Regions from separate parts of the Homo sapiens genome. Here region 1 is linked to region 2. Evidence: chromatin contacts called from ENCODE Hi-C or POLR2A ChIA-PET data. All regions are on one chromosome and are shown on one strand. The core of a region is the stretch at or near the end of the contact, and the rest is flanking DNA. Distances in the headings are between cores, read along the strand shown.

Region 1 (5,605 bases), core at 3,068-5,567, 470 kb before region 2:
CTGGGCGACAAGAGTGAAACTCCATCTGAAAAAGAAAAAAAAAAAAAAAACAATATGAAGAATTAATCACAAATGCCATAACTAATAATAAAATACCAAATACCTTCCCATTAAAATCAGAAACAAGGTAAAAATGCCCACTAACGTCTATCATTTTGATTGAACAAAGCCAAAGGAGGTATGAATGTCAATATACAGATAGCCTTGCAAGAAATAAGGGTTTCCTTAAGGCTGGGCATGGTGGCTCAAGTCTGTAATCCCAGCATTTTGGGAGGCCAAGGTGAGCGGATCACTTGAGAGTCAGGAGTTTGAGACCATCCTGGCCAACATGGTGAAACCCTGTCTCTACTAATGGTACAAAAATTAGCTGGGTGTGGTGGTGGGCACCTGTAATCCCAGCTACTCAGGAGGCTGAGATAGGGAGGATTGCTTGAGCCCAGGAGGTTGAGGTTGCAGTGAGCCTAGATCGTGCCACTGCATTCCAGCCTGGGCAACAGAGCAAGACTCTGTCTCAAAACAAACAAAAACTATGTAGTTATTTTTTAAAAAACTAAAAATACAAAAATTAGCCAGGCATGGTGGCATGCACCTGCAGTTCCAGCTACTTGGGAGGCTGAGGCAGGAGGATCACCTGAGCCTGGGAGGCAGAGGTTGCAGTGAGCCGGGATTATGCCTCTGCACTCCAGCCTGGGCAACAGAGCAAGACCCTGTCTCGAAAAAGAGAGAGAGAGAGAGAGAAAGAGAGAGAGAAACAAGGCTTTCCCATTTTCTTCTTCTTTTTAAAAAATTTCAGTGAATGGCTGGGCGTGGTGGCTCCCAGCACTTTGGGAGGCCGAGGCAGGTGGACCACCTGAGGTCAGCTATTTGAGACCAGCCTGGCCAACATGGCGAAACCACATCTCTGCTAAAAAAGAAAAAAAAAGACATAAAAATTAGCCAGGCGTGGTGGTGGGTGCCTGTAATCCCAGCTACCCGGGAGGCTGAGGCAGGAGAATTGCTTGAACCCGAGAGGCAGAGGTTGTAGTGAGCCGAGATTGCACCACTGCACTCCAGCCTGGGTGACACAGCAAGACTCTGTCTAAAAAAAAAAAAAAAAAAAGAAAAAAAAGAAAATCAGTGAATTTCAAACATGAGTGACCATTCTCCCAGGTGATGGAAATTTACTCCTCGTCATAATGAGAGTGTTCCCCTTTCTGACAGCAAGCAGGGAGGGCTGTCATTTAGTGTCAAGGCCTCCAGAAAGGAGGATCATCTGACTCTTGAGTGTCCACACTGGCTAAGATGTATTTTGTTTTGTCTAGGCTTTGGGTACTGGTGATACAGGTAGCTGTGGTTTTGTTCCCTGTTCTCAGCTATGAACATTCTTCTGATCTGTGTCTCTTAGCTCCTTCTGCACCCCATTTGGGCATGTGGGAGCTTTAGGTGGCGTGTGTGCCTACTTCGTGGGAGTGTTCAAGGTTCTTTGCTACCTTTGGGCTCCTTCTGGACACACATCAAATTGTTCTGCTGCTCCGCCGGGGTGCGTGAGAACCATGTGGGCTGCCAGACCCAGCTCCCCTGCTGTGCCCATAGCCTTTTCACTGTCTTGCCACTTCCCAGACTCTACTTAGAAAAAGGGCATGGGTCCCTTCCGATTCCAGCTTTCTGGCTTGTCAAGGATATCTCTTGTTCTCCTGCTGGCAGCTCGCCCCTTCCATCCCCCACCGCCCACTTACAGCAGTTTTTTGGGCTTCTAGGGGAGGGGATAAGATGCAGGGACACATCTCAGATTCAAACCCACATGCTTCTCTCTAATTCTCCTCTTTCTCTGCATCTAGAGACTTCTAGTTAAAGAAGCACTTATCAAACAATCTATGATGGAAGACCAGTTTTGTTTTATTTCCAATTGTCATGAATTAATCTTTTTGGCCTGTACACTGTTGAATGAAATGAGTCTGCCAATCATGCACTTGGATATTGTGACAACATCATATTGCTGTAACAGCTGCTAAATGTTTGTTCTCAATATCTGTACTTAACTCATCATGGACAGTAACAGACAGTTCATGGATCAGCAGGGGTCCAGGGGCCACAGTGTGTAACCTGGTATAGAGTGTCACTCGCCTCATCTGCTATTTCAAGTCTGAGAAAGATGGCTGGGTGCAGTGGCTCATGCCTACAATCCCAGCTTTGGGAGGCCAAGGTGAGTGGATCGCCTGAGGCCAGGAGTTCGAGACCAGCCTGGGCAACATGGTGAAAATTAGCCTGGCGTGGTGGCGCATGCCTGTAGACCCAGCTATTAAGGAGGCTGAGGCGGGAGAATCACTTGAATCCGGGAGGCAGAGGTTGTGGTGAGCCGAGATTGCGCCACTGCACTCCAGCTTGGGCAATAGACTGAGACTCCATTTCAAAAAAAAAAAAAGACAGAAAGACTTTAGAAACTAAAAATTTCAAGAACTTGACTTCCTTTTTCTACATTCTGCTGTGTCATTCCTTCCCTAAGCCAGTAGGCACTGAACACGCTAGCTGCTGCCAGGCTGGAGAGAAGCAGTCATGGGGTCACAGAAGACAGTAGAAATTAAATTGTATCAGTTAACACAGCAACTTTCAGTCTTGCTGTAGAAATGAGAAGTATGAAACTGGTACAAAAAGAAAAAGGAAAGAAACAAAGATGAGCAACTAATCATAATTTGTGAACACATTAATTGCAACTTACAAAAACCAAGAGGATTTTTCTTCTTTATTTTCCGGCGTCTACATTAAGGACACAGAGATTTTTTCAAAAAGCTGTTTGCACTAATAAGAGAGCTTAGCAGCAGGATAGATGATTACAAATAATATCAAAATTGAGAGAACTTCTACTCTACTAGAATAACATTTAGGAACATTGTCTCATTCACAATAACTATAAAACAAAATACTTGAAGATCAAATTAATAGAAAGTTACTGAAGATAGTAACCCAGCTTTTATTAGTTTTATAAAATAATCTTCTTAAGTATCTCAGTAAGATGTAATGATTTTTTTCAAACAAACAAAAACTATGCAGTTTTTTAAACTAAAAATACAAAAGTTAGCCAGGTATGGGGGTGCATACCTGTAGTCCCAGCTACTCGGGAAGCTGAGGCAGGAGGATCACCTCAGCCTGGGAGGCAGAGGTTGCAGTGAGCCAGGATCGCACCTCTGCACTCCAGCCTGGACAACAGAGCAAGACCCTGTCTCAAAAAAGAAAGGAGAGAGAGAAAATAAGGCTTTCCAATTTTTTTTTCTTCTTTTTTAAAAATTTCAGTGAATTTCAGTCGTGAGTGACCATTCTCCCAGGAGATGGAAAGATTATTTCATTACACTAGTAAAAGCTGGGTGCAGTGGCATGCACCTGTAGTCCCAGCTGAGGTGGGAAGATGACTTGAGCTCAGGAGTTGGAGGCTGTAGTGATCTATGATTGTGCCATTGCACTCCAGCCTCGGTGACAGAGCAAGCTGTCTCTAAAAACAAAACAAAAACCTAAAGTCTCAATATTATAAAGAAATGCAAATTCATCTACAAATGCAATTCCATTCTAATCAAAATCACATAGAAGGAGTGGGGGAATTCAACAAAGTGGTTCTGAAATCTATCTAGAAATAAAAGATTAATATAATAGCCAAGGAAAAGTCAAAGGGGAAACTTGAGAATACTTAACCTCTTTGATATTAAATGACATTACAAATCAGGCATGCTGTCTTGTGCCTGTAGTCCCGCTACTCAGAAGGCTGAGGCAGGAGGATTCCTTGAACCCAGGAGATCAAGGCCAGCCTGGGCAACATGGCAAGACCCTGTCTCTAAAACAATAAAATAAAATGGCATTATAAACCTACAGAAATTAAAACAGGGTGATTCTGCATAGGCATTGAAAGAAAAATCAATGGAACAGAAACACTATGCAAAAAGAGTCACAAATATCAGCAAAATTTTGTATGTGATAAATGGGCAATTAAAATCACCAGAGAAAGGATAGCTTGTTTAATAAATAGTGTTGGAATAACTAATTAACAAATGTAGGCTGGGCCCATTGGTGCATGCTTGTAGTCCCAGCTACTTGGAAGGCTGAGGCAGGAGGATTGCTCGAGGCCAGGAGGTTGAGGCTGCAGGGAACCATGATCACACCACTGCAGTCCAGCCTGGGCAACAGAGCAAGAGTCTGTGTCTCAAAAAAACACACCAAAAGACAAGTGGCCCAGTTCTGTGGGCTCATGTTTGGATTGAACTTCCTCATCTCTTAAAGGAGGGCGTCGCCACATGACTTGCCTTGGCGAGGAAATGTGAGTTCAAGCAATATGTGTCATTTCTGAGTAGCGGCTCTAACCGCCAGTTTCACTTTCCCTCTGCCACGGTCCTAGAGTGATCGTGATGCACAACAGAGCCCCGCGTTGACCCATAATGAACACAAAGTGCGAGAGTGAAGTACACCTTTGTTGTGTTAAGCCACTAGATTTGGGGGTTTCTGTCATGCAGCATATCCCAGCCTACCCTGGATGATACAGTCTCTATCTCATACTTCACACCTGTTAGAGGAAAAACAAGTCACCCCAGGAAATTAGAAACATGAATGATTAGCATTTGCTGGGAGTATCTGTGCTTCCAAAGAGGGTGATAGGGAGAAGCCATTGTTTATTCAACAGAGTGAAGGACCGGCTACATAACTTGTAACTTGTGGGGCCCAGTGCCAAATGAAAATGCGCAGTCCCTTGTTTAAAAACTGATTAAAAACTTCAAGAGGGTGACAGCAGAGCATTAAATCAAGCACAGAGTCCCTCTAAGCATGGGTCCCTGGGCGTCTACACAGGTCACACACCCAGGAAATCATGAAGCATCTTTGGCTGTGTCTAATTGACATGTCTGCATCCTCCCTTTTCTCCTGAGCCAGTTTCTACTGCTCTGCCTCAGATTATACTTCCATGGGGCAGTGAGGTTGATGTCTGTGTGTCATTCATGAAGTGTTGATACAAATATCACCTCAGTGAAGCTAAGCCCCCAGGCCCCATGCTACTTATCTCTGATCCTGATTCATTTTTCTCCTTAATACTCACTACCATCATAGTATATATTTCACAAATTTATCTTACTTACAAGTATTTCCCCTAGTAAGATGGAATCCACAAGGGCACAGATTTTTTTTTTTTTAGTTGAGTCTTGCTCTCTTGCCCAGGTTGGAGTGCGCTGTTGCAATCTCAGCTCACTGCAACCTCTGCCTCCCAGGTTCAAGTGATTCTCCTGCCTCAACTACCCAAGTAGCTGGGACTACAGGCGCCTGCCACCACACCCTGCTAATTTTTGTATTTTCAGTAGAGATGGAGTTTCACCATATTGGTCAAGCTGGTCTTGAACTCCTGACCTCAAGTGATCCACCCACCTCAGCCCCCCAAAGTGCTGGGATTACAGGTGTGCGCCACCATGCCCAGTTAATTTTTGTATTTTTAGTAGAGACGGGATTTTGCCATGTTGACCAGGCTGGTCTGGAACTCCTGACCTCAGGTGATCCACCCACCTCCCAAAATGTTGGGATTACAGGCGTCAGCCACCACACCAGGCCAAGGACCAGATTTTTGTCTATTTTGGTCACTGTGTAACCTCAACATTTAGGATAG
Region 2 (5,465 bases), core at 901-3,400:
CTGCCTGCCCTTGAGTGGGCCACATGGCAACAAGCATCTCCCCGTAACAATGATGGACTAAGGTCAGATACTCCCTTCTGTTGGCTGGGCAAACAGCAACCCTTACATTACAAATGGTTGGGATGAAATATTTACCCAAATGACATTGCTCAGTGTGGGGTTGTGGCATAAGGCAGCTATCTCATTTATTAAAGCTGATTTACATGGACTGATTTTGGCTTCCACAAAGAAACCATGAGGTCCTAACTGTAGTACCTCCAAATGTGACCTTATTTGGAAACAGGGTCACTGAAGATGTAATTAAGTTATGAAAGTTACTTTGGAAAGTAACTTCAAATGAAGAAGTAGGGCAGGAAAAATGTGTCCCCTAACCACCATCAAAAACAGGAGAATGTACATGTATTTCATCCGTTACATTTTTTTCCACAAGTATTTTTGCTTTGAATCCTCACTTTAGAAACTGTTTCTCCTGAAAGCTAGGTGGCATTTCAGGGTCACTCTCTGCTAACAGGTGAAGGCCTGTCACAATTTATTACTATTTCAGTTAAAAGATTCACTCAAATAAATCACAGAGATTCTTAAAGTTGCTACAGAATCAGGGCACTTTTTGGGTTCTAACTTGGAGGGAGGAATTCAAGACCACAGACCCCACTTTGATGTAAGCATTTACACAGAACTTGGATCTGACTCAGAAAATTTTAGGACCACCTGGGGCAGATGGAAGAAAGTATTTAATGAGCACCTACTGTGTTCCAGGACCCATGGTAGGTGCATTTCACGGAAATCACATCTGTTACCCTGTGGTCCTGTGGCAGAGACATACAAAGGGGGTCGTTTCAAATGGAAAACATCTAGTTAGTCTGCAATGATCCAAACAAAAATTTTAAAAGAACACGATAGTTCCTTCTCTTAGAAGCCCAAAATCCACTTTCTTGGAGTCTAATGAAATGAGCCCTTTTTTTTTGGAAATGCAGTGACTCCAGGGTCTCCAGGCAGGAATAAATCTTGGCTCTGAGTAGATCTTTCATCCCCTGTAATGAATTCCTCAGGCCCTGCCAGTCCGAGAGCAGCAACGGCTCCCTGAGAGGCCTGTTCTCAGGACAGAGTTTCATTGTATTCAACACTGTGATCTTCCTGCCAAAAATTAATCCCACAAGCCACATCTTGAACAACACCCCCACCCCCACGCAGTCTGAGCCTCCCTCAGACTTTTGAATTTGAAGAAGTTGGAAAGATTTGGAAAGCGGGGGTTACTTTCTTAAGCAGGACAGATGCATTGAGACCACCTTGCCAATCATAAATAGAAGACTGGCTTCAGTTCCTCGGTCATAATTAAGCAAAACCACAATTGTTTCTCAACAAGCCCCTGACTGTTGTGTTCTCTGTCCAGGTGGCCGGATCACAAGACCCCAGGTACTTTTAAGGAAGTGGACTGGTCATGTGTGTGTCCTCTATATCATCCTTTTTGGCTCTCATTGTCGTTGTGTGATTAGTTACGGTATCATGACAAGACCTGGGGAGAGCGAGGTCACCTTCTGAGATAAAACACTCAGCAAGTGCCCCCCAGTGGTGGTGGTGGTGGTGGTTTTTAATTGACAAATAATAGCTGTATATATTTACAGGTTGCACTGTGGCTAGAGGACATTATGCTAAGTGAAATAAGCCTCCGGCAGTTGCTAGAACAGGTGAGGCTCTGCGGGTTCTCAAATAACAGTTACTATTTATATGTCCCTGAAGAGTCTTCCGGATTTGGGAGCTGCGGGTGAACGGTATGAGCAATCGTAAAAAATCTGAGCAGCTGCAACTTCCACCTTGCCTGGGCCTGGCTCCATCCTGCAATATCTCCCTCCCAACCTCTCTCCTTTATCTGTCCCCCATCCCTCCCCATGCCAGAGTTAGGGGCTTTGCATGATACTGTTCTGCCTAGTGCTTGCTTTGCTGTTAAACTTCAGTCAACCTGAATCGCTGAATCCCTGGAGAAATCGAGTGGTTAAAATCTCAACATGGGAATTTTAGGTCCTTGTCAATCACATTCTAATTTTGACCTGGGCAGGTGTGATGCGTGGGTCCTTCTCTCCCTCTGCCCCACCCAGATACATCATCCCAAACTAGCACCAGGCTGACACCCACTCAAATACCTCTAAAGTTACATAATTGTCTAAATATAAAATCCAGACTCTCTGGCCTGGCATTCAAACTTGCCTACTCCCAGCCCTTCCCCAGAAGACACCCTAACGTACCTTCCAATGGTCTTTCCCACTTATTATTTATTTATTTATTTATTTATTTATTTATTTATTTATTTATTTATTTTTGTTAGCCGGAGTCTCGCTCTGTCACCCAGGCTGGAGTACAGTGGCGTGATCTTGGCTCACTGCAACCTCCGCCTCCCGGGTTCAAGTGATTTTCCTGCCTCGGCCTCCGAGTAGCTGGGACTACAGGCACCCGCCACCACGATCGGCTAATTTTTGTATTTTTAAAGAGACGGGGTTTCACCCTGTTGGCCAGGCTGGTCTCGAACTCCTAAACTCCTGACCTCAAGTAATCCACCCACCTCGGCCTCCCAAAGTGCTGGGATTACAGGCATGAGCCACCACGCCTGGCCCCACTTACTCTTTATTTTTGAAAATCACACTGCTTTTTCAAAAGTTACGAGAGACATGTTAGTTGCCAAACCCAAAGCACTAAGTTCTAGCCTCTGTACTGATTGGTGCCAGGCACCTGCTGGCCTCTCCTGCTTTCCTAAACATCTCCCTGCCTTTCCTCCCACTCCACCATGCTCTCCTGGCTCTTTAAAAGCAGCTCCACTCTGTTGCCTTTTCTCTAACCCCTCTTCCTTCTTCTGTTCATTTAACTTGGATTTCATAAGAATCCTAATGACCCTAGCTGCCATTCCCTGGGCTCTGCCCTGGTGCCAGGCATTGAAATCAGGGCTTTACACACACAATCTTATTTAATTCTCATCATTGCCCTGTATGGGAGTTTCTATCATTATGCCCAATTTACAGATTAAGAAATTAAGGCTCAGAGAGATTCAGCAATCTACCCAAGGTCACACAGCTAGTTAGTGACAGAGCGGGGCTCAAACTCAGGTATGACACCATAGCTGTGGTGTTCATTACCACCCTGGAGGCTGTTTGGCCTCCTTTCCTCTCCCCACTCCTCCTGTCCAGTTTCTTCTCCTCTTTTCCTCCCTCTACTCCCCTCCCCTCTTCTCTCCACTTGCAGTCCTCTTCCCTTTGGAAATCTCATGGATCTTGGAGCTTTGCACTGCTGCCTGAATGACCTCCCCTCAAAGCTCAACCTTCAGCCTCCATTTATTGCTTGAGCTCCAAACGCATCCCCATATTTACAGCTTTCTGATGATCACCTCTTCCTTCGTGAGCCTTGTAGGTCCGAAGATAGCCCCTCACCTCCTCTCTCCTGCCTTGCCCCAAGACCCTGCTTTCCTAGCCAGCATCACTCTCCTCCTGCTCACCTAGACTCAAGGCCTCTCTTTCCCTTGGGTCACCTTTCCCTCCCCACCCCCACCCAGTTCACACACCTCACTGGTCCTTCCCTTCCGCCTCTCAGTGGCTCAAATGTCTTTCTTCCCCTCCATCCCACCTCCATTTGGCTATGTCAGGCGTGGGTACCGCTTATTTCCATCACTGCAAGGGCCTTTGGTTTTAGAGCCTGTTTTCCTAACTCACATAGCGATGTCAAGTAACTTTCCATGAGCTGGAGCTCAGATTGAATTCATAAAAGCTAACTCTTACCTAACATGAAATGGCAGGCCCTATTGCAAGGGCCTTACCCACTCAGTCCTCACAACAACCCTAGGAGGTAGGTACTGTTGTTATCCCCATTTTGCAGGTGGGAAACTGAGGCTCAGAGAGGCATGGTCACTTGTCCTAGATTCCACAGCTAATAGGTGGCAGTTCTGGTATCTGAATCCAGGCAGCCCAACACCAAAATGCCTGCACATAACCACTACTCCCAACTGGCTCATGTCACACCCCTGCTCAAAACATTCAGTGGCTCCCCATGGCCATTCTTGAGGCCGCCAGCTCTGTGATGGATAGTATCTGTGTGCCTGGAGGGACAGAACTGGCTCTTGGAGGAGTTTGCATTGTGCCAGCCCTAGACATTGTGCATCAGTGGCATAGGCAGAGGGGTTCTTGCAATTTGCCAACCAGCCAAGTGAATCGATTGTCCTCAGTGGGGTCCTGTTCCCAGAAGGGGCAGCAAGCGAGGGAGGGAGACACAGATAAGTTGTCCATTTCACATTTATCTCAGGGAGTGAGAGTTGAGATAGGGTCTCCTCGTACCACTGGTGTGGACAGAAAGAGCAACAGGGCAACAATGAACACTGGTGGTGGCCCTGGGGAATTTGGCCTTGCAGGGTGAAGTAATCATAATGTATGTTGCTTTTTAAAGGGGTGCCCAAGGAGCGCCCTGTCCTCAGACCTCCCTCGCTCAGGGATGTTTACCTGGAAGAACGAGAGGGCCCGATAACAAAGACATTGGGTTCTCGCCTCCAGGCCTCGAGACTGACTCTGTCCTAGCTGCTGTATCTTCAGGGGCTGAGGATGTTGAGAAAGTCAGAGGGAGGTTACCCAGGATAAGATAGAAGGCTCCAGACTACACAAGCCCTATTCTTTTAGAGTGAGCGGTGCAGAGTCCACGCATGAAGGTTTAGAGGCAGATCTGTGGTCCCTGAAGGAGGGATGAGTGTCCAGCTAGGACCCTTAGTGCTGGGGAGATTTCTGGGGGAAATCTCAGGGTGCGTTTTGCAAAGGACCCACCTTCTCTGGCATGAATGCCTGCTGTCAGAAGAGCTTGCTGTCTTTGGGTATCCATAAGCAGGGTCCATTCCCAGCCATGGCCCCTGTCCCCCAAGCCCAGTGACAGGGTCAAAACATCCACATCCTCAGGGAGGGCCTAACACAAATGAGAAGGACTGGCTGGAGGAGCAGTGGGTGCAGGGATTCCTGAGACATCATTGGCTCAGTGTGGCCAAGGGAGGCCTCAGAAGATGTTTTACATTTTTATTTTCTTTCTTTCTTTCTTTCTTCCTTTCTTTCTTTCTTTCTTTCTTTCTTTCTTTCTTTCTTTCTTTCTTTCTTTCTTTCTTTCTTTCTCTTTCTTTCTTTCTTTTTCTTTCCTTCCTTCCTTCCTTTCTTTCTTTCTTTTTCTTTCTTTCTTCTCCTTCCTTCCTTCCTTCCTTCCTTCCTTTCTTCCTTCCTTTCTCTTTCTTTCTGTTTTTTCTTTCTTTCTGTTTTTTCTTTCTTAGACCAAGTCTTGCTCTGTTGCCCAGGCTGGAGTACAGTGGCATGATCTCAGCTCACTGCAACCTCCATCTCCCCGGTTCAAGCAATTCTCCTGTCTCAGCCTCCCGAGTAGCTGGGACTACAAGTACACACCACCATGCCTGGCTAATTTTTGTATTTTTAGTAGAGACAAGGTTTCACCATATTGGTCAG

Evidence for each region. Hi-C counts contacts between places; a loop is a spot of excess contacts on that map. ChIA-PET counts read pairs that join two places held with the same protein, here RNA polymerase II (POLR2A). Pooled maps may share reads with other maps.
Region 1: a pooled map shows a loop between it and region 2 (2.8-fold over the local background). The contact joins two enhancer-like sites. A Hi-C loop is called at or near these places in 3 of 37 single-sample maps with no recorded cell type and 7 of 50 pooled maps. POLR2A ChIA-PET finds 5 or more read pairs at or near these places in 1 of 52 experiments (MCF 10A).

The regions. Positions count from the first base shown.
Region 1 is chr20:5,077,368-5,082,972 of GRCh38, reverse strand. It overlaps a transcript of TMEM230 not described here. Among named protein-coding and RNA genes, the nearest start is that of TMEM230, 33 kb to the left of the region's middle. RefSeq lists enhancers at 701-1,201, 2,322-2,481, 3,987-4,056. Within about 2 kb of position 4,317, at least 23 of the 41 ENCODE cell types and tissues checked have a DNase peak (open chromatin) inside an H3K27ac peak, as active enhancers do.
Region 2 is chr20:4,610,101-4,615,565 of GRCh38, reverse strand. No RefSeq gene overlaps it. Among named protein-coding and RNA genes, the nearest start is that of PRNP, 74 kb to the left of the region's middle. Within about 2 kb of position 2,150, at least 11 of the 41 ENCODE cell types and tissues checked have a DNase peak (open chromatin) inside an H3K27ac peak, as active enhancers do.